Regions from separate parts of the Homo sapiens genome. Here all the other regions are linked to region 1. The links are chromatin loops, found by intact Hi-C in ENCODE. Cell type or tissue: OCI-LY7. All regions are shown on one strand. Each heading gives the region's core, and the rest is flanking DNA. Links, peaks and the distances in the headings are about the cores only. Region 1 holds the start of CDKN2B-AS1 (CDKN2B and CDKN2A antisense cis and trans regulatory RNA 1). Region 2 overlaps MTAP (methylthioadenosine phosphorylase). Region 3 has its middle 48 kb from the start of CDKN2A-AS1.

What was found. A loop is a pair of places that touch in the nucleus more often than their neighbours do. Peaks named below come from ENCODE experiments on the same cell type or tissue, not always from the same donor. Only the 100,000 strongest peaks of a DNase experiment are listed, where the experiment ranks them.
Region 2: a loop joins it to region 1, with 2.1 times the contacts of the local background. A loop is called at or near these places in 4 of 110 quality-filtered maps.
Region 3: a loop joins it to region 1, with 2.4 times the contacts of the local background. A loop is called at or near these places in 7 of 110 quality-filtered maps.

The regions. Positions count from the first base shown.
Region 1 is chr9:21,989,639-22,000,286 of GRCh38, forward strand. CDKN2B-AS1 (CDKN2B and CDKN2A antisense cis and trans regulatory RNA 1) reads left to right here and starts at 5,153. Exons shown (of 19, transcript NR_003529.4): 1 at 5,153-5,523. LOC124902130 (a long non-coding RNA gene) reads right to left here and starts at 4,390. Exons shown (of 2, transcript XR_007061436.1): 1 at 4,248-4,390; 2 at 1-2,842. It also overlaps a transcript of CDKN2A not described here. RefSeq lists an enhancer at 1-400 and silencers at 4,827-5,086, 5,407-5,606. In OCI-LY7, for the core only: CTCF peaks have their summits at 5,264 and 6,246; DNase peaks (open chromatin) are centred at 4,773, 5,073, 5,433, 5,713 and 4 weaker places; H3K4me3 peaks cover 5,579 bases; H3K27ac peaks cover 4,373 bases.
Region 2 is chr9:21,827,456-21,838,103 of GRCh38, forward strand. It overlaps MTAP (methylthioadenosine phosphorylase), which reads left to right. Exons shown (of 8, transcript NM_002451.4): 5 at 10,453-10,555. Among named protein-coding and RNA genes, the nearest start is that of MTAP, 30 kb to the left of the region's middle. RefSeq lists enhancers at 4,477-4,786, 4,654-5,853, 6,103-6,242. In OCI-LY7, for the core only: no CTCF peak of the experiment used is centred there; DNase peaks (open chromatin) are centred at 5,796 and 6,096; H3K27ac peaks cover 2,330 bases.
Region 3 is chr9:21,914,148-21,924,795 of GRCh38, forward strand. It overlaps a transcript of MTAP not described here. Among named protein-coding and RNA genes, the nearest start is that of CDKN2A-AS1, 48 kb to the right of the region's middle. In OCI-LY7, for the core only: no CTCF peak of the experiment used is centred there; a DNase peak (open chromatin) is centred at 5,694; H3K4me3 peaks cover 1,161 bases; H3K27ac peaks cover 1,174 bases.

The DNA of each region.
Region 1 (10,648 bases), core at 1,863-9,862:
ATCTACCCATCCCCTCCAAAACAAGGCCTAGCCAGTTCCAAGCTGGAGAGGTGACCCAGAGTTGCCTTCTGTCATGTCCTGCCTTTCGTCTCGAGTCCACTAACCCCACTCAGACTCTGTCTGCTCCCACCCCCACCGCGGCCAGTGAAATCCCAATCGTCTTCCACGTGGAACCCCAGGTCCGCAGTTATGATAACGGATCACATCGCTCCTGCGGAAAGTGCGCGCGGTGGAGTGATAATTGGACCTAGCGTCTAAATTCTTGTTGGAGGACCTCGTTCCAGCTGCCAGTTAAGCCTCTGGGATCCGCAGCGTCTCTAGGAATTGAGAGAGTGGGGAAGTTAGGATCCAGGAGGAGGATGGTGGGGGCTGAGGAGTGGAGGAGCAGCGTGCATCTCATCTCTTGTCGCCGGGCGGGCGCTCTTTCGGGTCCAGGGCCCTTGCACCCCCAGCGTGGCTCCGGAGGCGGCGAGACCTGCCTGAAATTGATTGGAGGGGACTAGAGTGTGCTTGTGGGGTGGGGTAGTGGGGGCGGAGAGAAGAGATCCCAAGAAGGGCGCCAAGTGCTGTGACCAGAGGCCTAACACGAGGCACCTTGGAAACAGGTATAGCTACGGATTTATGGGTTTTAAAATGGAACGTCTTGGTGAATGGACATAGCGTGCATTTCACAGTCTGACGTCACAGCCCTCGCAGGTTTTCCCAGACCTTAAAGCCACGTTCTCGTGTATGACACTTAAACAACTCAGTTTCCTTGTCTTTCCTCCCTCCCTACCCATCTAAGGGTAGAGAAGCTCTTAGTTCATCCACTGTGTAGGACTGTTACCGTGTGTCAAAGGCTTTGGAAATGTATATTTTACTGATGATGGTCATAGCACTTTGGAAAACTCAAAAGTGAAACGAAGAAAATAAATATCACCAAACTTTTTCCCAACCCCTCTCATCCTGCGGAAACCATTATAACTAATTTGGTGAGAGAGAGAGAGAGAGAGAGAGAGAGAGAGAGAGAGAGAAACTGTTTACTGTTTGGAATCTTGCTTTAAAAAAACCTGACTTTATAATGCAATCATTTAACAGTCTATGAAATATTCTTCAGATACCTGATGATCCAGAATGTAACTGTACCATAATTTAACACTTTATTGCTAGAATTTTATGCAGTTTTTGATTTCTTGCTACTACTTATCCATCTGTATTAATCTTTGTCAGAACCTTTCTTTCCTTAGGATGATGCCTGAATATAAAATAGCTGAATGAAAGTGGATGGGTTCATTTTAAAATACAAAATTGTTTTTCTTGATGGTGAAGTGTTTAAGAGGTGGATTAATCTCATTGGGCAACAAATAGAGAAGATATTAGTAGTTAGGTATATGAGAATCAGAATTCAGATAATTTGTCTTAAAAATTCATATTCAATGTAAAAATTTTATATTTAGAAAATGAAACTGTACCCATTGTTTATATAACTTAAACTGCCAAAATAAAGCACCACAAAAACTTTTTATCACGTTGGTTTTTGTATCAGGCTGGGCTTTGCAGCAGATGGAGGAGCTAGGGCAAGCTTGTCCAACCTGTGGGCCCGAGGGTCACATGCAGCCCAGGATGGTTTTGAATGCTGCCCAACACAAATTCATACACTTTCTTAAAGTATCATGAGTTTTTTTTTTTTTTTAAGCTCATCAGCTATTGTTAGTGTTAGTGTATTTAATGTGTGTCCCAAGACAATTCTTCTTCTTCCTATGTGGCCCAGGGAAGGTAAAAGATTGAACACCCCTGGCCTACAGTGTTCTACTATGAAGTTTCAGTTTTAGTTCGGCCTAGAATGTTTTAGTACAGAAGGCAAGTGAGATTTTCTCTGTTTCTCCAAGGACTTTTGAAAAAGTGTAAAAGCACTGGGCCCACTGTTGAACCTTGCTATAAAAAAGTATTTTTGATACCATTTGTATCACTTTAGTAATAGGAGTTTTTCATATGTTGGGAAAATGGTTTAGCTTAACTCTATCATGGTAGTTGATAGTGATGAACTAACGTGGAATAATAGATCTGTAAACCATCATAGACGGTAATAGGCTATGTTGTTGCTACCTTAGGATCATAATGGACTTTCTAAAATTCAAGAGTACTCAAAGAAGTAAAATGAATATAAGTCTTGATTTCTGAAAGGGCTATGGTTCACTTGGAACACAATACAAACTGTGAATCATGTACACATGGGGAATAATGGTTTATACTAACTGCACAGTGCTTACCTTGAGAGGACTCTGTGCTATTAAAGAAAAAAATAACCTGAGCCTTCTGAAGTAGCTATAAACAAATGAATATTTAACTTCATAATAAAAATATGACTATTTTGTAAATGCACCAAGGTAGAAGTAACAAATCAACTATGGCAATTTTTCAGGTTTCTGTGGTTAAGAAACTGGTAACGTGGAATTTTAGTATATGTATTTCCAATCATATAAAAATAAAAAGTCATAATAAACATATTTGCAGAAACTTAAAAAAAGTTAAAATAACATCTTATTTGCAATGATATTAAATAATTCATACAAGTAATTTTTAGCACTTGTGCCTCTCAAGGAATTGTATGAATCCTAACATAATTAGTATCCATATATATTCCCAAATCAATATAGCCATGGGCATAAAATATATTAATGTGAAATATATAATTACATATCATTATAATTAACACCGCTAGATTTTATATTATGTATATCATTTTACATATGAAATTGGAAAATTGCATATATTTCAAGACATTCTATCCAAGCTGTGTTCTATCTTGAGAAACTTCCTGAAGATTGCGCTTTTCACATACGTCCTGAAAATTGATTTATACCTAAATAACAAAAAATGATCTATTTCAATGAACCTATCATTTAAATATTTTTGCATTTCATGCATATACATTAACATACTATAAAATATTTTCTCTAACTTAAAATCACCACAATGTTATGTTTTATAGGCCTAAACTAAAAAATACATAATTATGGCATTTATATACATTGACATGTTCTACTTTGTTACTACAGATTTTCAGAGGCAACTTAATAATTTAAACAAAATGATTTTATATAGAATAATATTAACTAGAGTAATAAATATTTTTATATAGACAATAATATTAAGAACTATATTCATACAGTTACCGGTCACAGTGGCTAAACTTTTGCTGATACGGATAAACCACTGTTAAAAAAAACAACAACCAGGGTCTTGTCAATGTTTCAAAATGAATTAAAATCAAATCCAGCAACAGGCCCTGAAATCCTTTATAAGCTCCTTTGACTAAATTAAAAAAATTAACTTGCATAATATGAAAAGTAAAAAATAAAATGTGCATTTATCCTATAGATTATAAATTTTTGCTAATAGAAATTGAGACACTAAATTAAACACTGATAGTTTTAACAGGTTTATATTTCCATGTCAAAGAGACAATTAACATTGCAGTAAAAAAATAATTACCCCTCCGCTGGCCTTTGCTTTTTGAAGCTATATATTCCTGGCGAAGCATACCACAAGGACGGTCATAAAAGTGAAGCCTCATTAAATTACTTTTAGACTTATTACACAAGTTTTAATTAGCATTGTACATATTTTAACTGTACATATATTCTTTCAGTTTTCCTGGTTATAGGAAATTACACTGGCTGTGTCAACATTTGTCAATGTGAGGACAAAACTACCTTGGATTCTGTTTTTCAAGAAGTAGGCCTCATTTTTAAACTGTGCTAACTGTCGTCTGAGATGACTAAAATACTATCAGTTGGGATTTCTCAGGAACAGTTCTACAGTTCTGTCGTTTGCTAAACATACGAGCATTGTCCCGAGCAGTTTCAATCACTCAGGCCGCCGGACCTCTACCTCTAACTCACAAAGAAAGCCCATTTCCCTGTTGGCTGCAAAACTCCCCCAAGAAGCAAGTGCTTGCTCCTCGCAGCAGTAACTGATCCTACGATCCTTGTTAGCATTTCAGGAAGTCGCTGCCTGCGTGCCCCGTATCTCACGGGTCCTCCACTCTCCTGGAAGGTGGGAGAGGGTGACCCCGCCGGGAGGCTGGGGAGAAAAAAGGCCGCCTCCAGAAAACTTAGATGGTTAGCAATAATTCTCCCCAAGGAGAAAGAAAGTGTGCTTGAAATACACCTTTCCTACTGTGTGTGTGTGTGTGTGTGTGTGTGTGTGTGTGTGTGTGTGTGTGTCTTAGTCATTCCCACCCAGGATATTCGGGACTCACTGACTTCTGAGGTGGGTTTAGAAGCTCTGTTCGCCTCAGTTTCCCACGATTGAGGGGCTGTGTGAAGGGAGGTCCAGGTTCAATGGTACTGCGAGAACCACATGTCTAAGTCGTTGTAACCCGAATGGGGAAGCCTCCACCGGCGGTTATCTCCTCCTCCTCCTAGCCTGGGCTAGAGACGAATTATCTGTTTACGAAATCACACCAAACAAAACAAGTGCCGAATGCGCCCCGGACTTTTCGAGGGCCTTTCCTACCTGGTCTTCTAGGAAGCGGCTGCTGCCCTAGACGCTGGCTCCTCAGTAGCATCAGCACGAGGGCCACAGCGGCGGGCGCCCCTGGCGCTGCCCACTCCCCCGTGAGCCGCGGGATGTGAACCACGAAAACCCTCACTCGCGGCGGGCCGCACGCGCGCCGAATCCGGAGGGTCACCAAGAACCTGCGCACCATGTTCTCGCCGCCTCCAGGGCCGAGCTCGGCAGCCGCTGCGCCGCCCTTTGGCACCAGAGGTGAGCAGCGCCACTCCTGCCCCCTTAACTGCAGACTGGGACCCACGCACCGCCCCCTGCCCATCTCCGCCCCGCAGGCGCGCACCCGCCTTCCCTGAGCGCGCCCGCCCCCCACCTTCACCCCCACCCCCACCCCACCCCCACTCCCACCCGGACCTCCAAGATCTCGGAACGGCTCTGAGCCCTGCGCACGCGGGAAGGGCTGCCGGAGGCGCCCGTAGGGAGGCGCGCGCGCGGGCGGCTCAGGGCCCGCGTTCCTCTCCCTCCCGCCTACCGCCACTTTCCCGCCCTGTGTGCGCCCCCACCCCCACCACCATCTTCCCACCCTCAGCGCGGGCGCCCCGCGGTGACGGCCCAGGGGCCGGACGCCTGGAACGCAACTCCAGGCAGCTCGCCCCCTAGCTACATCCGTCACCTGACACGGCCCTACCAGGAACAGCCGCGCTCCCGCGGATTCTGGTGCTGCTCGCGTCCCCGCTCCCCTATTCCCCTTATTTTATTCCTGGCTCCCCTCGTCGAAAGTCTTCCATTCTTCAAACTAGATTATTTAAAAATGAAAAAGGAAGAAAGGAAAGCGAGGTCATCTCATTGCTCTATCCGCCAATCAGGAGGCTGAATGTCAGTTTTGAACTAAAAGCCGCTCCGCTCCTCTTCTAGATTTGGAAAACAAGCGAAATTAAACTAAACCGCTGCACGCCTCTGACGCGACATCTGGACACGGCGCGGCGCTGGCGCTGCCGGAGCTGTCGACCCGGCCTGGCGCCGGACTAGGTAGGTGGAGTCGCACCCGGGGGTCCCAGCTGGGTCCGGGCGCCCATTCCCCTCCCAGCTGCCCGCGTCGCCGAGGGCGCCTGGCTGGGACAAGCACCGAGTCCTTTGTGTCTAGCCCATTTTTATTTTCGGTTTTAACCTTCACGACAGCCGCGGAGCATCTGAGCGCTTCTTCCTCTTTCCTCTTCCCCCGCGCTCCCCTCCCCTGCTGGCCGCTCCCCTCCTGTCGCCGCGTCCTCGCGTAGAATGGTTGTCTTGGCGACCGTTGGCCGCTGCCGCCTCCACGCTCTGCCCCGCGCCCAGACACCCCGACTCCCCTTGATCCCGCCGCCTGACTCCTCGGCGTACGTTCTCTCTCCGGTCTCCCCCTCCATGTCCCCTCCTCCCCTTTTCTTCCACATCACCGATCCTTTCTGGACTCTCTCCCTTCCTCCTTTCCAGCTGGGAGACAGGAAAAGCGGTCCTGTTTGGGAACAGTAAAAGCAGGGCAAGGAAAGGAAGGAGCGGCAGAAAGGAGGGGTGAGTCGAGGACACAGGGGCAGCCGGAGAATGCGGAGGAGCCGGGTCCTGAGCGCGGTCTAAGCGAGGCTCGGCTCTCGTCCAGGAACTCGGACGCGGGCTCGCCGGCTCTCCGCGCGCGGGAAGTCGAGCCCAGGACGCCGCCTTCAGGCCGGCGCGCTGACCCGGTGCCCCGACCCGGAGCCTGCGGTCTGCCTGGATCCGTCCTAAACCTCGCGGGCTGGACCCGCGGCCTGAGTGGGTGGGTGTGTGCCAGAGGATTCGGGACTAGGCCCAGCTCCGGGAACCTGGAAATGTGGCCCGCTTCTCAGTGGCTTCCTGTTCATGCGCTTGGGCCTAGTGGCCTAGTTGAAGAAGTGGAACCACAGCGTGAGCCGACAGGGCCTTACAGATCAGACGTCAAGCCCCCCAGACCTTACAGGGGAGGAAAGTGAGGCCTGCACTGGCCGAGCCACCCACTTAAGGCGGTGCGGTAGCCTAGAGGAGCGGCAGACTTCTCTTTCCCCATCCCCCGCCCCATCACTTGACGTTGCTGCCGGACCTCGGTACAAACCCAAGACAAAACGGGGCCCTTTGGAAAAAGTGAGATTTAGCGATCACTCTTACGTAGCCACTCTAAATATCTATCTAGATATTTACAAATGCACCTCCCCGGTAGGTAGATTTCACTCAGAATTTACCCAACACCGTGCTTTGTGCTGGGGCCACATGCCACCTTTCTGTCTAGTATGGCTGCTCTTTCTCCCTCTTCGCAAATATAGCTCTTTTTCCTTCAGGTCTCTTCTGAAGTAAGTAGCCCTTCCTCAGAAATGCTTCCCTTTTCAGGCACCCTCATACCACCGTGATTTTTTTCTTTATAGCACTTAGGACGAAGAGATTATTTTACTTATGTACTTGTTTACTTGTTTGTTGTGTAGAATGTCAGCTCTATGGGAACCAGATCCTTTTATGGGTCTTCCTCTGCACCTATGCCACGCCCCCAGCATTCCCCTCCTACCACCACCTTCAGCCGGCCTCCGCCTCTGTAGGGGGGCATTAGGTTTTCTGTCCCACAGAGGAAGGGCGCTTTAGAAAGGGTTAGTTCATCCTGGAAGAAAAACGATGTCGGATGCCAGCATAGTGTCATTTAAAGATACTGGAGGAATGGAGTGGGAGCGGTGAGGGTTTCTTGGGCCTAGACAATGTAACTAGTTGTTGCAATAAAGCATGGTGGGGAAAGGAGAAAAGGCACGTATTAAACATCTTTTGAAGTCGCTATCTATATCAGTCAGTTCTCCAGGGAAACAGAACCCATTGTGTGTGTGTGCGTGCCAGTACCACACATATGTATATGTATATACACACCGTCATGGGGTTGCTTAACAACAGGGATACATTCTCAGACATGTATCTTTAGGCGATTTCATTGTTGTGCAAACATCATATACAAACCTAGGTGGTATAGTCTATTATACATCTAGGCTGTATGGTATGGGCTATTGCTCCTAGGCTGCAAACCTTTACAACATGTTACTATACTGAATACTGTAGATAATTGTAACAAAATGTAGTTTTATATCTAAACACATCTAAACATAGAAAAGGTAGTATGTTGTGCTACAACTTTAGGACAGCTATGACATCACTAGGGGATAGGAATTTTTCACATCCATTATAATCTTATGGGACACCACCAATATGTGACTGTGGTTGACTGAAGCATCGTTATCCAGCACATGACTCTGTGTGTGTATACAATTTTATATATACGTACATTATATGTCTACACACACATATGTGGGGGAGAGAAAGAGAGGGAGGGAGAGAGAGAGAGAGAGAGAGAGAAAGAGAAAGAGAGAAAATACTTATTTTAAGGAATTGTCTCAGAAAATGGTGGGGGTTGACAAATTGGAGACCCAGGGAAGAGTTGTTGTTGCAAGACTTGAATCCAAAGGCAATCTGGAAGCAGAATTTCTTCTTCCTTGAGGGACCTCAGTCATTTCTCTTAAGCTCTTCAACTGCTTGGATGAGGACCACCCATATTATTGAGGATAATCTGCTTTTTCAAGTCTACTGACTTAAATGTTAATCATATCTAAAAAATACCTCCACAGCAATATTTAGACTGGTGTTTGACTCAAACACTGGGTACCACAGCCTAGCCAAGTTGACATACCAAATTAACTGTCACATTATCCCGTCATGCCTGAGGGGTTCTCTGACCCTCAGTTTTCTGAGGATCAAATTTAAATTGAGGGATCTATCTTTGTTTATTGGAGCCATATAGCTCAAAGTATAATCATTTTCTCTCCACAGGAACTAGACCTAGGGATAAGGGTAATTGCTTATTTCAGAGGAATGCCATCTGAATAAAAGGATAATTATATAGTAAGCTCTCTGTTCAAAAAATGTAAATATTAAAGTTTGAACATCTAAATTCCATCTTGGTTTCCCCCACTGCCGCTGCCCAATACCTGTTCTCTTTCAGTTGCAGTATGCAGGGGAATTCTAAGTTTAATATTAGTCTCAGCAAAATACAATGGTGAAGATGACTCTTTCTAGCATAACAATGGGTATGTGGTATTCCAAATACTTTTGGAATGCGGAGTGACTATTGGCTATGTGCTCTTCAAAAAATTAATAATGAAGAACTGAGCATGTAATTTCACTTATATTACTTATTTTATCCTCACAGTGGCCTTTCAAAATTGGGATTATTACTCCTGTTTTACAGGTGGAAAGAATGAGGCCTAGAAAGGCTCAAATCTTGAACACTTCATGGCCAGCAAGAGCCAGGGCTGGAATCATCAGGCAGGCCTTTGGGTTACAAGCCTTGTGCCTTTTCTGTTGTCCCAAAGGCCAGGGTCAATAGGGAGTGAGTTATCTGTGGGTCACTTATGCAGACAGAATCACTGAATATTGGAAGTTTTTGGGGTTCTCTTCCACTGGCCTAAAAACCTGAGTTAATTGAGTTTTTTTTAACAGGGGTAAATAATTTTCTGTTTTAGATCAGCAAATTCATTCCATAGGCAGGGATAGGGGAGAAAAATCTTACTGAATATCCCTTGTCTTGTTCTCCTCCTCCCCAAACTTAATGTCCTATGACACTAGCTTTATCCCTTAGGTAACTCTTGATTATCCAAATTTCATGAGAAACTTTCCTAACATTGCACATGCTCAAACTCAAAACCCCAAAGTCATAAGAAAAAAGATAACATAAGCAAGAATAAAAAACAATTATTTGATCATATATGTCAAAAGATTAATTACTAGACTATATAAATAAATACATAATCCAGTAAAACAACAATCCAATAAAAAAGGCAAAGGATATAATAGTTTATAGTAGAATATGTGCAAATAGTAAAAAATAAAAAGATAATCTTACTCATTAATAAATGTAAACAGAAACAATGGCATATAACCACAAGTGTGGCAAAAAGAAAAAAGACTACTTTGACAAAGTTGTCAGGAAACAATCACTCTTACTATTACAACTTGGTGTAATTGTTTTGAAAGGCAGCATTACAATATCTAGTCAAAACTGTATGAGAATATAGGTACCCTTTGACTCAGCTATTCCACTATTTTAAGTATGTAAAGACACACACAAATAATGTATGGAAATATATATACACATATATACTATATAGTATATATAGTTCATATGTATGTTATATGTTTGTGTATATATCTATATACTTATATACACCCTTTGACTCAGCAATTCTATTCCTATAACTCATGTATGTAACATATATAATACATATCTTTATATACACATATGTACACACATATCTGTAAGTATGGGAAGATGTATACACATGTACACATATATATACATACATATGTATATATGTATTTTATGTATGGATACATATGTATATATGGATAGATTTTACACCTACAGACACATTTAGATATGTAACTTCAGCTAAAGCAATTCACTCCTATATAAATTGCTACAGATAACTTGTATAAGTATGCAGAAATGTTTCTTTATAGCAGTGTGTATTAGCAAACAAAGTGCAAGAAAGAGAAAAATGATTGACATGCTTGTGAGGAGACTTTTTTTGTTGTTGTTGTTGTTAGGGCTCATTCATAAAATAATAAAACTGTGCATCCATAAACAATAATGAAGCACATCTATATGCACTGACAATGGAAGTTGTCAAAGATCTATTGCTAATTAAAGAAAGCAAGTGACAGAATAGTATGATCCCATTCATGTTTTCCAAATATGCATGCTGGGGGAGAGATGTTTGCAATTATATGTACTTATATTTCTGGAAGGATAATTAAATATTTGTAATAGTGGTTACCTTTGGGTAGTAAGAATGAGGGTGGGAAAAATTTCAGATTTTTGCTTACTACTTTTTGCTTTCTGGACTGTTTGAAAGTTTACCATGAGCAAGAATTATTAAATAACAACCACAGGAATATTGGGGCTCAAACCTAGAGATTCTAATTTTGTAGACCTGGAGCTGATCAACAAGTCTAAATGTTAAAACATCCTCACGGGTGATTCTGACATGGAGCCAGGATTGAGAAACAATTTTCTGAAATGGAAGGGGTTTTAAACTTGTTGTCCTCAAATGACTACTGAGGCAAACACCATTCTTATAGA
Region 2 (10,648 bases), core at 862-8,861, 160 kb before region 1:
CTGTTTTGAAATTGCCCATTCTGTAGGTCAGAAATGGTTGAATATCAGCAGTTTCATGTGGTTCAACCTAATAAATAATGGGGTTAGACTAAAATGGTTACATATTTCTCACCCCAAGTTATGTCCTTATAATGTATTTATACCTGACATTATATATTTGTGACCTGTTTCCCTCTAAGCCATGTGAGATCAAAGTCACTTTCTGCCCAGTTTGCACCATATCACCAACACCCACAACAGTTCCTGGCCCATCTTTGCTCTGTCAGTAATTTTTGAGGGCTTGAACATAGTCATTTGAATAGAGAGATAGGCTGGAGTTTGTGTTTTGGAGACATCTTGATCAAAATCTCAATGGCTGTCAACGTCCATGTGTTTGGAGGTAATAGTTTAAGAAAATGATTATAATATGATTGCTAAATAGAGTGGAATACAAAACTCCATATTCAGGATGATCCAGATGTATAAAGTATTACAGATGATACTGTAAAGTCTGAATTGGGCACTGAGCCTTGGGTTAATCTGTTACTTAAACAGTATGACTATACGCTGTTGCATTTCCCAGATCTTTTACTCACATGTCTTAAATGTAGATGTTTCACATACTGGCTCTTTCAAGAAAGCAGTTGGGTCAGAAGATGGAGACTAGAAAGAAAACAGGTATTGCCATCAGATCTGGTTTCATTCTATCTTAGCCAGGTAACCTTAAGATCTTCTACTATTTTTCTGTTTATGAGACATATGGATAACCTGCCCTCTTAATGTTTCCTTGGAAGTTCAAAGTCTCTAATAAGTGCCTTTTGTGGGATCTTGCATGTGTTAACCTTCTCAGTAACTGAGTGCCATTATTGAGAGTGTGTGCATACTGGCTGGAGGGTCCACTAGTTGACACTACTTTACAACAACAGGAGGAAAGAATCTGTTAAAAGAAGGATCCCTGGCAGGGTGCAGTGGCTCACGCCTGTAATCCCAACATTTTGGGAGGCTGAGGCAGGCAGATCACCTGAGGTCAGGAGTTCGAGACCAGCCTGGTCAACATGGTGAAACCCCGTCTTTACTAAAAATACAAAAAAAAAGTAGCCAGGTGTGGTGAGCACCTGTAATCCCAGCTACTCGGAAGGCTGAGGCAGGAGAATTGCTTGAACCCAGGAGGCAGAGGTTACAGTGAACCGAGATTGCTCCATTGCACTCCAGCCTAGGCAACAAGAGTGAAACTCCATCTCAAAAAAAAAGAAGGATCCCTAAGAGAATATAATTTAGCATGAAATCTCAATTTTTACATTGATTACTTATTTGGGGTGATAACGTTTTGAATATATTAGGTTAGACAAGATTTTAAAGTTAATTTTACCTGTTTCTCTTTTACTTTTTCAGTGACCACTAGAAATTTTAAAACTATGTAGGTGGCTAACATCATATTGCTGTTGGATGCATCTTTTAAGTGCTGCTGCCTTTGATTGAGCTGAGTGGGTTCCAGTTAACCAGGCTTGAGCACATATATCATTCATTATGTGTTTGAACATCTCATAGCAGAAGATGCCTTGCATATATATCATTCATTATGTGTTTGAACATCTCATAGCAGAAGATGCCTTGTGGTTAATGCCCTCTATGTGTTTTACTGATAGCACATTTCTTAGTAAAGTGAATCTTGGTGTATTGAGACGGGCATCTCCTACCTCCACTTGCTGATGGCATCAGATACAAATAGGCTGTGCCATTTTTAGCCTGGGGTTTCCCAGAGTCATACCCACAGCCCCAACTTGTTTAACAGGATTGTAACATCCTGTAAAGCCACCCCGTGGATTATAGAATTCCAGGGCAGCTGGGGCAGGAGCATTGAATCAGGAGGTTTCATCTTGACTCTGTTTGGCCCTGTGCAAATCACTTTACCCACTACACGTTGGTTCTTTCTTCCCAATGGAGGGCTGAATTGCACCATCTCTCTCTCTCATTCTTTTGTTGTTTTTTTTTTTTGTTTGTTTGTTTTTTTGAGACAGTCCCACTCTGTTGCCCAGGCTAGACTGCAGTAATGCAATCTCGGCTCACTGCAAGTGTGAGCCACTGTGCCTGGCCAGGCTCCTTTTCCCTACACTGCCCGTGTATTCTCTCCAGGGACTTACCTAGAACCACACACATTGGCCTATTGCCGTAAGTTTGTCAGCACGTTGTCTCAGAAAAAAAAAAAAATCCTCATCCTAAAGTGTTCTTCAAAGGCTAGCGAGATTGTTTAATAATACGGCTATTCTTATTTTATAGATGGCCAAGCTAAAGCACATCATTTTCTTTTCCTTCAGTGCCAGCATGAGCAGGGCGGGGGGACCAACCTCAGATTTAAGAAAGACATGTGGCTGATTTTTAGGGTTGTTTTTAGAAACATTAGATTTCTTCTCTAATAATGAAATATACTTTTGAAGGACTCTGACAATGCTGGAAGCTCTTTTAAGAAAAATGTCATTCTTATCTGAAAATCTTTTTTTTTCTTCTCTCTCTCATGCTACATTACAGCTGATGAAGTTAAAAAGCCTGGGCATAAGAAAAGGGGAGCCCTGGGTGTGACTGCCCTGGAAAAAGAGGTAGAGAGTGCAGTGGGTTCAAGTATGTTTGGGTATGTGCAGTCAGTCTTTGTGTCTTTCTCATTCAAGTAAATTCCATAGCAATTAAAGTGAAAATAATCATCTTTCATTTGTGAGTAGAGCATCCATAGAAAGCAACATATATCTTGGTCTAGAACTTAAATTCCAAAAGAATGTGTTATATTTTTCATTTTCCCGTTTTTGTTGCACAGGGACGAGTTTCCTGATGCTTCCTTGCCATAGGCCCTGGGCTCTGTGTGTAGTGTTCTTCCCAAACCAAAAATTAAAAATAGGAAAATCAGAATCTATACCAAGAACTTTGTCTAGGAGGCTTGTCTGCAGTAGGTTTCTTCAGTGCCTATGCCTCCTGCTGGATTGTGTTTGATTAATCCATTTCTTTTAACTTGTACAAGGTCCCCATTGTTAGAGCCACAAGTCATTTGGCCACTGAGGGTAAAAGATGGTTAGGAGTGGGATTTGTTCCACTTCTTTGCAGCGATTAAACAGTCAGTTTGAACTGGGGAAAGTATTTGACCTTTAGTCTGTCCTAAAAGAATGTCATCAGGCTGTTTATACATTAAAAGGCTCTCATAAGATATGTACTCCCAGATTCATAATTTTGGAACTTCTCTCCTATGGTACACACCCTTGTATGTATGCACACCTGGCTCTCACTGAGTCACTTATGGGAAACTGAAGCAAGTTTTTCTATTAATAGGGGAAAAAAGACCTCATAAAAGAGTCAAAGTAAATGAGACTTAGAGAAATGTAGAAGCATGACTATGCATCACTGGGCCTTTGCTTAGTTTTTATTCATCAGCCATGGAGAAGAAAGGCATGACTCTTTCCTGCCTCCCACACCCACCGGACTTGTAAAGCTCGACTTCGATGATGCATTATAAAGTGGTGCACAGGATTGGTTTTTAATGAGATTTTTGCCATTGGAGCAAAGCAAGACTGTTTCCCTGCCAGCTGCTTTATTCAAGTCATGAGGCATTTTGTTGTCTCCTCCTGTACTTGTGGTACATGGGCCCTCCATTTTCTAGCCCAGTTCTTGTTAGATACCTTTGCACATTCATTTGTATGTATGGCAGAACTGATGATATGGCCTTTCTTTCACCCCCAACTACTAACTGTCCATGCCATTAAAGATACATGGACAGGGGATTCCAGCAATTTCTACAGTTGCTCTTCTTTCTCTTTACCATTAATCCTGATGATTGTAGGAAATCAGTACACCATATTTATTATGCAAATCTAAGAAAAACAACTAGATCTATAAACTATTTGAAAAGATGCCCACATTGTATTTTTTTGTTGTTTTTTTAGATAGGATCTTTCTCTGTTGCCCGGGGTAGAGTGCAGTGGCCTGATCGCAGCTCACTGTAGCCTCTACCTCCTGGGCTTAAGCAATCCTCAGCCCGTCTAGTAGCTAGGATTACAGGAATCTGCCACTGTGCTTGGTAATTTTTTTTTTTTAAGGAGATGGGGTCTCACTATGTTGCCCAGGCTGGTTTCAAACTCCTGGCCTCAAGCAGTCTTCCTGCTTTGGCCTCCCCAAAGTGCTGGGATTATAGGCATGAGCCACTGCACCCAGCTACATATTTTTTAGAAAAGGATCAGATGAGTAGGACTTGCTCAACTGCTATCACTGTCAGAAATATCTCAAGGTGAAACTTGCAAACATATCAGTAAGGAGAAGGATGAGATTTCTTTTTTAATAGTCTTCTTTATCAGGAATGTTTTGCAGATATTGATTTTTTTTTTTTTTACAATGAGAAAAATATGACCAAAAACTGAATATTAAAGGAAGCAGAGTGTGATTCCCGGTGCTAAACAGTTTCTATAAAATGTGGCTAATAACATATTGGCCTGTTGTGCCTAAGGCCTGTGTTTGGGTTATGCCTTCTCAAAGAATGCAGTGGAAGAATCTCAGCTTAGAAGTGAGGACATCCAGAATTCTTTCCTGGCTGTGCCGTGAAATTCCTTTGTCACTTAGTGTCCTCATCTGCTAAATGAGGGTGTTGAATTGATTCCTAAAAGTTCTGGTATCCTCCCCTCTTCAGATTATTTCTTCAACTTATTTTCTTGGTAGAACTGGGAGAGGTTCGACTTTGCTTTTGTCACGCATTCTTACTCATCAGGAAAGTCCCGCTATAAACACAGTGCTGAGGGATCAGTTATGTCAGTCTGTTTCCTTCTCCCAGAGACCAGCCCTGCCTTGGGCTTCCCCTAGAACTTTATGTCATAGCATAAAGGCCCGTGTCTGGGCCCTGAGGTTGGGAGTATGCTCTGATGTCAAGTATTTGATCATTCTCTTTCTGCCTCTTGATGACTAGAAAGCGTTTTATGGTAAAGAGTTACGCAAGAAGCCTTTGTTTAGCTCTTTCTCTCATTGCTAAAAATAGTAAGCTGTTTTTAACCCTTACTGTTCTTACTTCTTCTTACTCATTTCCCTCACTCTTTAGCTGAGAATGTCACCTCCACCTTTATAGAGAAGACAGAAACTTAAGCATAAACTCTTCACCTTCCTTCACCTTCCCTTTCCCCAGTTACTTGCGTCCCTGTTCTTTGTCATCCTCTTGTCTGTAGCTGTCCTTGAAGTGGTGTCCACTATTCCCCTGGATGAGGTTCATTCTTACGTTCTGTTCCATAACCTAGTTGTGTTATTAACTTCCCATCATACATCCTTTTATTAAAAATCCTACACTACCAGTTTTTGAGTTCCTATTAGGTGTCACAATCAGTTAATCCCACTTACGGCATACAGCAGTCATTATTCCAGTTTATACTTGAAGAAACTTAGGCCCTTACTATGTTTCTGGCACTGCTTATTATCACAGCTCTAGAAGACATCTTCTATCTACCTTATCCTTCCCTTTTACAAAAGGTGAGAAAACTGAGGCCCAAAGAGGTTGTTGTCACCACCTATGTAGAGTGAGGATTTTTATTTTTGTGCTATTGTTTAGCATGATCTCATGAAATATAATAGAAAATAAGGGGAAACTATGGTACCTGTTTATTGAGCAGCCTTCCTTGACTGGGATATAAACATCCATTGGTTTTCCTCCTTTTTCATGCCACCACAAGCACTCAGGGGCACTCTTGATACCAGAACAGTGGGAGGATCTTAGTGATATTGGTCCAAATTCATAAGTTTTCACTTCTCTTTTTTTTGAGACAAGATCTCACTCTCGCCCAAGCTGGAGTACAGTGGCGCCACAGCTCACTGCAGCCTTTACCTCCCAGGCTCAGGTGATCTTGCCACCTCAGCCCCCCAAGTAGCTGGGACTACAAGGGTGTGACACCATACCCAGCTAATTTTTTGTATGTTTTTGTAGAGACAGGGTTTCACTATGTTGCCTGGGCTGATCTTGAACATCTAAACTCAAGGGTTCCACCCACCTTGGCCTCCTAAAGTGCTGGGATTACATGTGTGAGCCTCACTTCCTTCTGGTTATAGAGACAGAATTGTTCCACTTCTTAGTCTGATGTTTCTGTCAGAATTTTTTCTCATGACTGCCTATTCACGCTGCTGTTTGATTCTTGGGATATATTTTAAATGATGGGTAGATTCACTTCCCCTAAACCGTCCTCCTTATGAGCAGCCGTTATTCTGCTCTGCCAGTAAATTAATTGACTCACGATTCTGCATGTTGGGGCTTGTTGTGGATACAGACCGTATTCTGAAATGTCCTCAGAGGTCGATGATTGTGTTTGCTTCTGCCAGGGGATGGGTGTTTGCCCTCAGCTTGTTTGCAACACCACATTTCCTCAAAGGAAACGTATTAACTAACAGCTATCTTCAAGCCAATGTAAGAGTCTTGATTCAAGAAACAACCTACCAGTCAGTCTATTTCTAGGCTTTTCTCCCTCTCTTTGAAAGTGCCAGTGTTCTTCCTTTCACTCTCTTGAACTCATTTTTCCTGCCAGCACACATCATTTTGTCTCCTTTACTTTTCCATAGGCTGTTTTTTTTTATTTGTCTACTAGCTTTTCTTATCACATATCCCTGCTTGACAACCTTAAGCAATTTGTTGGATACCCTTGATTTGAGGCCCATCAATATGTCATACTTTGGGATTGGCAGAAGAAATGTTTAGAAGCATATTTTCCATAAATGATAGTGACAAGTGCCAAGCACTTGCTTCATGTTGTCTCATTCAGTTTTCACGGGGACTTTATAAGGTAAGTGGGATTACTCCCGTTTAAGGAAACTGATATAACTGAGGTGCAGAGAGACGAGAGTGACTTTCCCAGAGGCACACAGCTAGTGAGTGGTAAAGCCAGTAGATAAGCCAGTCCCTGAAATCCGTGTTTTCCAGTAGGATCCCAAGCTATGGGGAGATAAAAATTAGTCCCCTTGCCTAGCTAGAGGGCTTTAAAGGTTAAAGCAAGAGGAAGAAGCAGACCTTATCTTTTAGTTCTGTAAGTTTGGAGTGTATCGTGGGTCTCACTGAAACTAGAAAAATTGTCAGCACGGCTGCATTCCTTTCTGGAGGCTTAGGGTAGAATCCCTTTCCCTGCCTTTGCCACTCACCTTGGCATATGGCCCTCATCCATCTTCAGAGCCAGCAATGGCAATGGAGTCCTCACCTCTCATCATGCTGACATTGACTCTTCTGCCTCCGTCTTCCACATGTGAGGACTCATGTGAAGACATGCCGCACACCTAGTTAATCCAGAATAACCTTTCTATTTTAAAGTCAGCTTGTTAGCAACCTTAATTCCATTTGCTCTCTTAGTTCCCCTTTGCCATCTAAAGTAATATATTCATAGGTTCTAAGGGTTAGCATGTGGACATCTTCGGAGGGGCCATTATTTGAAATCTAAAATGGAGATGTTATTGCATCGCAGTCTATTGGGAGGTAGCCACTGGAGGTTTTTGCAGCCTTGTTTTTATATTTAAGCAAGGGTGTATATGTGTGTCTTAGTCTGTTCAGGTTGATACAACGGAATACCATAGACTGGGTAGCTTCTAAGCAACAGAAATTTCTCACAGTCCTGGAGGCTGGGAAGTCCAAAAAAAGTTGCCAGCAGATTTGGTGTCTGGTGAGAACCTACTTTCTCACAGATAGCACCTTCTTATTGTGTCCTTACATGGTGGTAGAAGGGCGACCTAGCTCTCTGGGATCTCTTTTATAAGGGGTCTGATCCCAATCATGAGAGATCTGCCTAATCACCTCCAAAAGGCTCCATCTCCTAATACCATCACATCTTGTGAGTTTGGATTTCAGCATAGGAATTTTGGGAGGACACAAAACTTCAGACCATAGCAGTAGGGATGTTGCTAATACCTCACGAAGAAAGAACTTAAAGAAGCTGAGTAATTTGCCCAAGACCACACAAAAATTCATTCGAATCCAGGGACAAAACTATATTTCCTGTGTTTTCTCCATGTCACTCAGAAAATTCAGCATGAGGGAGAAATATGATTCTTAATATAGAATCATATTTCTATATTGAAATATGATTTCAATATAGCTGTTTTGGCTAGAACTTGGAAGTGAACAGGCAGGCTTAATTGGGCAACAGTCCCCACTTTGTGGGGTGTGATCGGCAGGCTTATTCCAGGCTTCTTGCTGAGTTATAAAACTTCTGATTTATCTGATAGAGACCTTCAGAAGGAGGACTGGTGCTATTAAAATTATACACATTTCATTCTGGAATTTCTTTTGAGGGCATCATCCACTCCCCTCAGCTGTGATTGTAAACCTCATTGCTCTTGGTCAGAATTTCATTCAGCATTAACAATGACACATCCTGTTATGCTGTGCAGGTGTATTGCTGTTTATAGGAATTTAAGTTTAGATCATTAAATGTTTCAATACTGAATGTATTGACAGTTAAGTTGATGACGCAGAAAACTACAAATAGCTGGGCAAACTATAAGAGGTGTTTCTCGTCTGCACCTTCCCTTCTGGTATCTTGATAGTATAGCCCAAAAATGGTTTTAAGCCCTTGCTTCTCCCCCAGGGCTACCCTCTTTGCTTGCACCTTACAAGGTTGAGTGTTGTGAGGCCCCATCTGGTGCCGACTCCAATTCTGTCTCTAGCCCAGACCCACACTTGTGAGCTGCTATGAGTTATCTGGGCATCTTGGTTGACTTAATCTTCCTAACATCCTTGTAAATAGGTGGATGAATACTATGTTTTATGATTGGAAAATGAAGAATCAAAAAGATATGGCAATTTGGTTTAAGTCCACATAGCTAGTAGTTAGGGAGCTTTGTTGAGAAAGAAAAATGCATGAGAGGAAATTAAGACTGTAGTTAATAATTATCAGGTGCATATTAACGTTGCATGAAGCTTAACTTAAATACATGTTATTCTTAAGGTTAAAAAGTTCAAAACAAAGGCGGGGGTTCCAAGGCAAATGGGTGGGGATAGACAGGAGATGGGCAGAGGTAGATGAAATGCGGGTGTTATGGTGTGGAAGTCAGTTGGAGTATAGCCACTGGAGGCTTTTGTGGCCCTGTTCATATCATAGTTATAAGTGGGATGTTGCTAATGCTTGACTCATCAAAGGCTGAAACAAAGCCAGAGCTGAAGTTGAGTACGTGTCACCGTTTTATTGGTTAATCTTTCAAAAAGAGAAAAGCCTCTGTTTATACAGGCTGAAACAGTCATTTGACCTGTTCTTCAACTCCATCTGGAATTGCTTTGGGGTTAACTTAGCATTTCCCCTAAAGCGCATATGACAGTGGGTTGGGAGGAGCTCGGATGGGGTTTTTGTTCCTCCAGAGCGCTGAGGCCTTATTTCTGAGTGAGGTGGCCTTGGTGCCAGCTAATGCCACTGTTTAGTGTGTGATGAACTAGAAGTAACAGGTTAATTTTGGCCAGTAGACTTGCCAGCTGTGTAAACGGAACCAGTGAAACTATTTCTCAGTGCTGCCTCCCACCCCTGGAAGAGGACATCATGTTATCTACCTGCCCCTGTTGGCTTCCCTTGACCCATCTCTCCCATGCTGTCCCCTCCTCCCTGTGTTACTCATCAGTTCAAATTTAGAATAATTGAATGCACAGAGAAAGTGGCTTGTTCTGAAAACTTCTGACAAGAAATTTCCAGGTGACTTGGTGCTAGATTAATTTTAGCCTCTCTTATGGATTCAAAACTGTTTTGTCAGAAGACTTGAACTAAGACACTTTAGAATTAATTACGGCTGGGAAAAAGAACAATCTAAATGAGGCAGCGAACAAAGATTCCTAAATATGGAGCAAGACAAGTGGCTCTTTATTTCAGTGGGTCACTGGCATGAAAAAATATAGTTGGGGTTACAGGCAGGAATTACTCTTAGAGACATGGGAATTAAATGCAAGGTAAGTACCTTGTTTGGACCCTGAAACTAACAAAGCAACTGTTTAAAAACAAATTTTTTTAAGACATTGGGGAAATTTGCATCTGCTCTGAGTCAAAGCCTGGGATTTGTGTTTGTGAAAAAGCTAATAGAGGAAGCAAGTTGGACACAATTTAAGAAATTGTTGAATCTGGGTGATGTGTATATGGTGTTAAGTATATGATTTTCCACGTCTGTGATGATGAAACATTTTTGTATTGACTTCTTAAGTGTCTTACCTGGCCTTTCTGAGCCCACAGTTGAGTTGCACCTGCAATCCAAAGTGGTTACCCCGTCACGGCTGCCAGACCACAGACACTTTAATTCTTGTTGTGCGGTGTGTTGCTGCCAGCCCAGAGCCAAAAAAGCGGAATACCACCCTGAAGCTTTTGTAAACAATTGTCTTTAGCTTATCCAGAGGAATTGAGTCTGGAGTAAAGACCCAAATATTGACCTAGATAAAGTTGACTCACCAGCCCTCGGAGGATGGAAAGATGGCCTTAAAATAAAACAAACAAAAACCTTTTTTGCTTTATTTTGTAGGACCACTATGAGACCTCAGTCCTTCTATGATGGAAGTCATTCTTGTGCCAGAGGAGTGTGCCATATTCCAATGGCTGAGCCGTTTTGCCCCAAAACGAGAGAGGTGTGTAGTCTTTCTGGAAGGTGTACCAGAATAAATCATGTGGGCTTGGGGTGGCATCTGGCATTTGGTTAATTGGCAGAGCGAGTGGCCCCA
Region 3 (10,648 bases), core at 1,185-9,184, 76 kb before region 1:
TGTGGAGAAATAGGAACACTTTTACACTGTTGGTGGGACTGTAAACTAGTTCAACCATTGTGGAAGACAGTGTGGCGATTCCTCAAGGATCTAGAACTAGAAATATCATTTGACGCAGCCATCCAATTACTGGGTATATATCCAAAGGATTATAAATCATGCTGTTATACAGACACATGCACACATATGTTTATTGTGGCACTATTCACAATAGCAAAGACTTGGAACCGACCCAAATGTCCATCAATGATAGACCTGATAAAGAAAATGTTGTACATATACACCATGGAATACTATGCAGCCATAAAAAAGGATGAGTTCATGTCCTTTGTAGGGACATGGATGAAGCTGGAAACCATCATTCTCAGCAAACTATCACAAGGACAGAAAACCAAACACCGCGTGTTCTCACTCATAGGTGGGAATTGAGCAATGACAACTCTTGGCCACAGGAAGGGGAACATCACACACCGGGGCCTCTCATGGGGTGGGGGTGGGGGGAGGGTTAGCATTTGGAGACATACCTAATGTAAATGATGAGTTAATGGGTGCAGCACACACCAACATGGCACATGTACACATATGTAACAAACCTGCACATTGTGCACATGTACCCTGGAACTTAAAGTATAATAATAAAAAAAAAATAATAAACAAATGGTATCCCTGGGAATCATATAGATAATATGGTAAATAAAATGGAAAAATAGAAAAAAAAAGAAATTGCCTATTTTGGACATTTTATATGAAAAGAGTCATATAATATATGGCCTTCTGTGTCTGGCTTCTTCCATCTGACATAACGTTCTCAAGGTACATCCATAGTGTAGCACATATCAATACTTTGTTTTCTTTCCTTCCTTCCTTCCTTCCTTCCTTCCTTCCTTCCTTCCTTCCTTCCTTCCTTCCTTTCTTTCTTTCTTTCTTTCTTTCTTTCCTTTCTTTCTTTTCTTTCGGCAGAGTCTTGCCCTCTCACCCAGCCTGGAGTGCAGTGGTGGGATCTTGGCTCACTGCAAGCTCCACCTCTGCCTCCTGGGTTCATGCCATTCTCCTGCCTCAGCCTCTTGTGTAGCTGGGACTACAGGCACCCGCCACCACGCCCGGCTAATTTTTTTTTGTATTTTTAGTAGAGATGGGGTTTCACCATGTTAGCCAGGATGGTCTCAATCTCCTGACCTCATGATCCACCCACCTCGGCCTCCCAAAGTGCTGGGATTACAGGTGTCAGCCACCCGTGCCTGGCCACTTTGTTCCTTTTCATGGCTGAATGATATTTCATTTTATGGTTATACCGCATTTTGTTTATTCATTTGTCACCTGGATTGTTTCCACTTTTTGGCTGTTACAAATAATTCTGTTATAAACCTTCTTGTACAAGTTTTGGCATAGGTATATTTTTCATTTCTCTTGAGTGAGAACCTAGGAGTGGAATTACTGGGCTATATGGTAACTCCACATAAGTTTTAGAATTTTACTCTGAGTATACTTATTTCAATAAGTATAAAGAGGAGTGATATAATCTGACTTGCACTTTAAAAGATAACTCAGACTATGGTGTTGAGAATATACTGTAAGATAACAATTTTTTAAAAAGCGGAGCAGCCCAGCATGGCAGCTCACATCTGTAATCCCAACACTTTGGGAGGCCGACACAGGAGGATCACTTGAGCCCAGGAGTCTGAGACCAGTCTGGGCAACATAGACAAACCCTCTATGTCTCTACAAAAAAATACAAAAATTAGCCAAGTATGATGATATGTGCCTGTAGTCCCAGCTATTTGAGAGGCTGAGATGGAAGGATCACTTGAGTCCAGGAGGTTGAGGTTGAACTGTGATGACACCACAGCACTCCAGCCTCAGTGACAAGGCACGACTGTGTTTCGAAAGACAGAGAGAAGGAGAGAGAGGGAGGGAGGGAGGGAGGGAGGAAGGAAAGGAAGGAAGGAAGGAAGGAAGGAAGGAAGGAAGGAAGGAGGGAGGGAAGGAAGGAAAATAACCTAGTTAAAAGTTTGTACTTGGTTGAATAGCTTCCCTCCAAAATTCATGTATACCTGGAAACTGAATGTGGCCTCATTTGGAAATAGGTTCTTTGCAGATGTAATCAGTTAAGATGAGGTCATACCGGGTTGAGGTGGACCCTAATCTAATGATTGGTTTACTTATAAGAAATGAGACATTTTAGCTGGGCATGGTGGCTCACGTCTGAAATCCCAGCACTTTAGGAGGCCGAGACGGGTGGATCACTTGATGTCAGGAGTTCGAGACAGGCCTGGCCAATATGGTGAAACCCCATCTCTACTAGAAATACAAAAATTAGCTGGGCATGGTGGCAGGCACTTGTAATCCTAGCTACTCCAGAGGCTGAGTCAGGAGAATCACTTGAACCCAGGAGATGGAGGTTGCAGTGAGCCGAGATCATGCCACTGCACTCCAGCCTGGGTGACAGTGAGAATCCATCTCAAAAAAAGGAATGAGACATCTGGACACAAACACAGGAAAAAAAAAATCCATGTGAAGGTGGACACATAGATTGAAATGTTGCATCTACAAGCCAAGAAATCCCTGATGTCACTGACACTAGATGTACCAGATCTAGAAAAGAAGAACCTACATCGCTCCTGGATCCTTCGTAGAGAGCAAGGCACTGCTAACACCTTTATTTTGGACTTCTATCCTCCAGAACTGTGAAAGAAAAAAAAATCTGTTGCTAAAAGTCCCCCAACTTGCAGTACTTTGTTACGGCAGCCCGAGGAAATGAATACGGAGGATATTGTTGTTATTTAGGTGAGAAATAGAGTTGGCCCAGACTAGTGTGATAGAAGTCAAGGTGAAGAAAAAAGGTCAGAATCTAGAATTATTTTGAAAGTAGAGCTATAAGATTTACCAAAGGATTGAATGTAGGTTTTGAGGGAATAATAAAGGAACCAAGAATAATCCAAGACTTTTAATCTAAACTATTGGAAAGATGTTGCCATAAACTGAATGAGGAAGGCTTTGGGTGGAGCAGCACTCAGGGGAAATACAAAGAGTCCAGTTGTTAACTTTTAGAAGCCTATTTAATACCCAAGTGGAGATGTCAGGTAGGCAGTTGTACATAAAAGTCTTGAATTCTGGAGAGAGGTCTCAGCTAAAGATATAAATTTCTGAGTGGTCCACATAACAGAGGCATTTTCAGCCATTAGATGGCACAAGGTTGAAAGAGATCACTAAGGAATGCAGAGCAGAGACGAAAGCAAGGCCTACCCTGGGTACTGCAATGTTAGTAGGTCAAGGAAAAGAGAAGAAATCAGCAAAGGAGACTAGAAGGGAGCAACTGGTGAGGAAAAAGGAAGACTAAGAAATTGTGATGCTTGTCACTAATCATCAGGGAAATGCAAATTAAACCACAAAGAGTTACCAGCTTACTCCTGCAGGAATGGCCATAATTAAAAAGTCAAAAAGCAATAGATGTTGGCATGGATGTGGTGCAAAGGGAACATCTTTACATTGCTAGTGGGAATGTAAATTAGTACCACCACTATAGAAAGTAATATGCAGATTCCTTAAAGAACTAAAAGTAGAACTACCATTCAATCCAGTAATCCCACTACTGAGTATCTACCCAAAGGAAAAGAAGTCATATAAAAAAGACACATGTACATGTATGTTTATAGCAGCACAATTAGCAAATGCAAGAATATGGAACCAATCTAAGTGCCCATCGACCGAGTTGATAATAAAAATATGGTATATATGTATATGCCATGGAATACTACTGAGCTATAAAAAGGAACAATAATAATGTCTTTTGCGGCAACTTGGATAGAGCTGGAGGTCATTATTGTAAGTGAAGTAACTCAGGAATGGAAAACCCAATATTGTATGTTTTCACTTACAAGTGGAACTTAGCTATAAGGATGCAAAGGCATAAGAGTGATTAATGGGCCGGGCGCGGTGGCTCCGCCTGTAATCCCAGCACTTTGGGAGGCCGAGGCGGGCGGATCACGAGGTCAGGAGATCGAGACCATCCCGGCTAAAACGGTGAAACCCCGTCTCTACTAAAAATACAAAAAATTAGCCGGGCGTAGTGGCGGGCGCCTGTAGTCCCAGCTACTTGGGAGGCTGAGGCAGGAGAATGGCGTGAACCCGGGAGGCGGAGCTTGCAGTGAGCAGAGATCCCGCCACTGCACTCCAGCCTGGGCGACAGAACGAGACTCCGTCTCAAAAAAAAAAAAAAAAAAAAAAAAAGAGTGATTAATGGACTTTGGGGGCTCGATGGGGGAGGTTTGGAGGGGTTAAGGGATAAGAGAATATTGGGTACAGTATAAACTGCTTGGGTGACAGGCACACTAAAATTTCAGAAATTAGCACTAAAGAACTTACCCATTTAACCAAAAACCATCTGTACCCCCAAAAACTATTGAAATTAAAAAAAAATTGTGATTGATGTGGTTTCGCTGCATCCTCGCCCAAATCTCATTTGTATTTTAGCCCCAATAATCCCCACATGTCATGGAAGGGACCTGGTGGCAGGTAATTGAATCATGGAGGTGGGTCTTTCTCGTGCTGTTCTCGTGATAGTGAATAAATCTCACAAGATCTGATGGTTTTATAAAGGGGAGTTCCCCTGCACATGCCCTCTTTGCCTGCTGCCAGGTAAGATGTGTCTTTGCTCCTCTTTGCCTTCTGCCATGATTGTGAGGCCTCTTCAACCATGTGAACTGTGAGTCAATTAACTCTTCCCTTTATAAATTACCCAGTCTTGGGGGTGTCTTTATTAGCAGCGTGAGAACAGACTAATAAAATGATACCTGTACTAGAATCCACTTGAAGAAAGGGAAGCACAAATTGATCACCAAGGTGTGACATAGGAAAGCATAGTTTGATGGTCCATCAAACACTATTGATAGGAAAAAGTGAGAACTAAGAATTGAGCATTCAATTTAGCAATATAAATATTATTGTGACTAGGATGAACAATAGTTTCAGCAGAGTGTTTAAAGTAAAATCTTGGTTAGTGGGTTTGTAGCTGAAAGAGAGGAAATTGGAGACAGCAATTACAGACACTTGAAATTTTTATCAGGGAAGATTTCAAGCATATAAAAATATGAATTAACAAAAAATGAAACCCATCACCCACATTCAATTGTTTTTAACTGATAGCCAATGTTGTTCATCTACTTCCCCACTCCCTCTGTCCCTACCTTACCAGATTATTTTGAAGATACTCTGAAAAAATAATTTAACTTCATTCATAAAAATTTAGACTTCTGCTTTAAGGCTCTTGCATTTTTTCTTTTTCTATAAAAGGAGCAAAAAAACAGATGGTAATTTGCAGGTGGAAGTGAGGTTAAGAGAAGATATTTGTAAACCACTTTTGGATCCCTGGGTTCAGATGTGGACTAGCAAGAGAGTTGGATTTAACCAGGGTTTTGGTTTTGCCATGTATAAAACACTGTGAGGTTCAAGGGTGTATGCAAAGGAATGATTACTATCCTTTGATAATTGACTATGTGACCATAAGCATTTTAGCTGGGTAAGGAGTGGAGTGATGACATAAAGTGGGTGAAATACACTGACAAGGTGATAGAATCATAGCTTAGAGGTCAAGGTGGAGTAATAAAGTGGTGGTGGTCAAAGAGCACAAGTTAGTCAGAGAAGCGGGTTTACAGGAAATAAGCCAGAGAATGTTCATCAACGTGTATATTAACCCATTTCCTGTTTAGAAAAAAAAAGTGTGGCTTGCTGCCAGCACTCACTGAATTTTACGTAAACACACTCTTTGAGGCTGAAGCAAATCTGACTGATTTTTCAATGTGAAAATAAAATATAAAAATTCTTCATGGAGTTATTTCTAAACAGAACTTGTCTCTAATCCTAATGTAACAGAAATGTATATGATATTACATTAGGATTAGAGACAAGAGAACAAGAATATTCTTGGGGCAAACAGGAAATGGGTTAAGGAATTAGACTAGAGTAGATTTATAGATAAGGAGACTAAGCTCAAGAGCGAAAATCATAGAGAAATGAGTTGAATTACAGAATGGGAGTGGCTGGTGTCTTTTAGAAAGGAGGGAGTATATTCTGAACATAGCAATGAGGATCAAGAAAAAATTAGCCCATGACCAGAGAGAGCTGTGAGAGTATAAATAAACAGTGCCCACCTAAGAAGACTGTAAGATAAGCAGGAGGGAGAGCTGTAATTCCATTAGAGCAATGAAAAGAGATTTTCCTTGGCCACTGCGTGACGCTTTTTTAACATGTTTTTTTCCCTCAACCATAAACAATTGCAGGCACAGTTGTGAGCATGGGCAAATTCAGGTTTTATGTGACCTGAAACTTACTTAGTTTGGAGGACTTTCTTTAAGGAAAGACTGTAAAATTTTTATTTTCCCAGATTTTACCAACAAAAAAGTGCAATTATGCAAACCCATTATCCACTTACCTTCCAATAGCCCACTCGAAAGGGGCTATTGGGAAACAATTCTCTATGGATATTTTCACCTTTCTGCATGATCCAGGCTTTCTGAGCAAACAATATGGTCAAACTTGATTAAATAATTATTAAGTGGTAAACATGCCTTGGAAGCCAGAAATTGTGTATTAATCTGGAAATATTTATCCCTTGGATAAATCCCACTTGATCATGCTAAATGATCTTTTTAATGTGTTGTTGAATTTGGTTTGCTAGCATTTTGTTGAGGATTTTTACAACTATGTTCACCAGAAATATTGGCCTAACACTCTTTTTTTCTGTGTCTTTGTCCAATTTTGGTATCAAGGTAATGCTGACCTTGTAGAAAGAGTTTGGAAGTATTACCACTTCTCCCATTTTTTTTGGAAGAGTTTGAGTTTTTTCTTTAAAAGTTTGACAGAATTAAGCATTGATGCAATCAGGTCCTAGGCTTTTCTTTAATGGGAGACTTTTTATTACAGCTTTGATCTCATTACTTGTTTGTTCAAGTTATTTTTTTCTTTATGATTCAATCTTAGTAAGTTGTATGTGTTCAGTAATTTATCAATGTCTTTTAGATTTTCCAAAAGAAACTTGTGGTTTCTTTTGGAAAAAGTTGTCCATAATTGTTTTTAATGATTCTTTGTATTTCTGTGGTCTCATTTGTTAACTCTCCCTTTTTGTTTCTGATTTTATTTACATGGGTCTTTTCTCTTTTGTTCTTAGTTTAGGTAAAGGTTTGTTAATTTATTTTTTCAAAAAAACCTTTTTGTTGATATTTTGTATTTTTTACTCTCAATTTCATTTACTTCTGCTCTGATCTTTATTATTTCTTTCTTTCTACTAAATTTGGTTTTGTTTTGTTCTCTTTTCTAGCTCCCTGAGGTGCATCATTAGGTTGTTAATTTGAAGTTCAAAGATAATATAGAAATACAGTGGTCATTGTAAGAAAGTTTTAACCTAGACAAAACTGTTCATTTATGAAGTGGATTGGAAAAGAAGAAATTCTGAATTCCTCAAGAACAATGGAATGTAGATTTTGATTATCATGCAGAGCCTTACAAGAGACTCAATAAATCAAAATATGCCTCTCTTAAAGACTTCTGGCCAGAAGCAGTGGCTCACACCTGTAATCCTAGCACTTTGTGAGGCTGAAGAGGGCAGATGGCTTGAGCTCAGGAGTTTGAGACCAGCCTGGACAACATAGGGAAACCTCATCTCTATTAAAAATAAACATAATAATAACAATTAGCCAGGCATGGTGGCACAAGCCTGCAGTCCCAACTACTCAGGAGGCTGAGGTGGGAGTGTTGGAGTAGGTAGTTAGGCAGACATGAACATCAGAAGAAAAGCCCATCCCCCACCAGTAATGTCAGGCAACCATTAGGTGATGGTCAGGTAGTTGTTAAGCAGTCTTTTTAAAATAATAATTGGTTGCAGTCAGTGCCAGAGAAAGGCAGTCTCCCAATATATGGAAAACACTTGAAGCCGGTGGCCAACAGCTTCCCAATAAGGAGCTGAGCAAGCAGTCTCAAGCATGCACTAAGAGGCAAAATGGCAGAGTTTAACTGGTGTATGACCAGTTCCTCTAGGAACACTTGACTGGCAAGGGAAAAACGCCTCAAGTGAGCATGCACACAACTTCAGTAAATACACTGTGCATGTGGCCGCTCACAAGTGCTGGCAGGCCACTGTGCATGTGGATGGCCCACCCCAAGGAAAAATCAAGAGTGGAGAGACACAAAACTCCAGAAGCATGCCAACATATAAAACCCCAAGTCAAAGGTCAAACAGGGCACTTGGATTTCTCAGGTTGCCAACTTGGCCCTCTTCCAAGTTACTTTACTTTCTTTCATTCCTGCTCTAAGAGTTTTTAATAAACTCTTACTTCTGCTCAAAAACTTGCCTTGGTCTCTCACTCTCGCTTATGCCCCTCAGACAAATTCTTTCCTTTGAAGAGGCAAGAAACAAGTTCTTGCAGACCCATACAGATTCACTGCTGCTAACATACTTTGATGCCACATGGCTTGGATACGTTCCCCAGTGGTAAGAAATCTCTATGCCTCTCCTTCTTTGGCTGGAGAAGAAGGAGATCTGTACACAGTTTTCTTCTCCCCTTTCACTCTCCTGCCTTCCAACCAATTCCCAGAACTATTACTCTCAGCCACAGTGGCTCTGCACCCGCTGGCTGATCTCTCAGCTTACCCTGACCGGTGGCTTACAGGGGTAGGAAGGACCTTGGAGTCCACACCATGTAGACCTGAAATACTAATGGCCCTCCTAGACAGGAGGCTCATGAGAGTGGTAGGGCTAAAGCCTAACACTGTGCAATGTCTGCAATTTCCTCTGCTTTTTCAAATACAATTGTCTTTTTCCCCAAAACCCACACCACCTATTCTCCTGTTTTCTCTGTGTGTGTTCTGAAACGGCCTTGTGTGCCCACCACACTGTCTACCTCAGGGGCAAGTCTGTCTCTCTTCTTTCACTTTGTATGCCACGCAACTTCCTTCTCTACGTTAAACACACACTCCCTGTTATTCGTTCACCCATGGCTCTTGTTGCATTTGTACAGCAGCAGAGAAACAGGCTCCCTTGCAGATGTCCATTGGCTCATTGCCAGGATAGACACTAATTAGAACCCCAGTTCTTCCAGCTCCTTATGACTTACCATACACTTTTCATCCCTGTTATGCTCCAGGGTCAAGTTTTTGGTGGCTTTTGAAGCAGTTTTTATGGCTGCATAGGACATCACTCTGTGGTTCTTTAAGGATCTCACCTACTTGCTTTTTTTGAGTTAGCACCCCCTTTGGGAGGAGAGAAAATTCTTCCTTTGCCATTTGTGGGCTCTTATCCCAAGCTCCGAGTTCTCCAAAGATTCCTCTTTATGTCAAGAGGGCAAATAAACATTGCTGTTTTGAATCCCAGGGCTGCTGTTTATGTGAGCATATGAAGGTTTTCCGTCAGTATTCCTCATGCTTCCTCCCACTTTCTCCTATAGCAGAGGGGTTGTCCTGTCTACTCAAGCATTTCTTCTGGATATTACCCCAGGAGGACAGGGAACCTCTAATACAAAATTTTCTCCATTCCTCTAATCACTTCCATACCCTCCTCAATGTGCTTAAGGACTCTCAAGGTCATATTTAAAGGGAGGGAAGTGCAGCCTCTTGCAGCAGTTGGCTGAAAAACAAGCTTCTCATCTACTTAAAGAACATGGGAAATGGATTATAAAAAAAAAAGAGGTAATCATTTTGTTGCCAGAATGCTGTGAGTAAGAGTCACTATAAGATCATGGAGATAAGGATATAGGCCAGCCCAAGGCTGCAGGTGCAAGAGACAAAGTACCCATAGGACAGAGAGAGATAAAGGCTGGTCACAGGCCACAGGCACAGAACAGATTACCATTAGAACAGAGATGAAGGCAAGCTTAGGGGTACCTGGTAAGACCGGTTTATTCTGAAACTCCAAGGATAAATAGGGGACCCCTGTTCACTTGGGTATTTCCTCTGTTCTCAAGTGGGTAATTGTGATGAGATGGGACACAGGTTTGGGTACCCAGTAAGACAGGTTCATTCTGGAACCCTAAGGATGAATGGGGGATGCCCTGTTCAGGAAAGGATAATAGGGAAATAAAAGGAGATACCTTCTTTTTCCTTTTTTTCTCCTTTGTTGTATCTTCACAGATGGGTAATCACATCTCCCTACTACAGTACAAACCCTTTGGATGCATCCTCAAGAACTGAAAGTTTGACCCCAAAACCCTGAAAAGGAAAAGGCTAATATTTTTCTGTATCACAGCCTGGTTTTAATACAAGCTCCAGGAGCAGGAATCTTGACCAGAAAGTGGAAGCATAAATTTTAAATTTTTAATATGCTCTATCAGCTAGATCTGTTTTGCCACTAGCAGGGAAAATAGACAGAAATCCCCTATGTACAGGCCCTAAGAAACAACCCAGACCTTTGTTGGGCTTGTAAAATTGATCCAGTGATGATAGCAGCCATAATCATGCTGCCCCATCTGGTTGGTTCGGGAGACCCCTCATTGGGTTTACCCAGGGCTCAAGCCCTGGAGGAACCAAGAGTGGAGCTTAGCTCAAACCCTACCCTTTGGCCCCATTATATCCAAGTCTCCTGGCCCTGGAGCCTTCCCTTCCCTACCCAGGGCCATCCTCTGGACACCACCCCCTCAAGTTATGCTCCCTTCAAGAAGTTAGT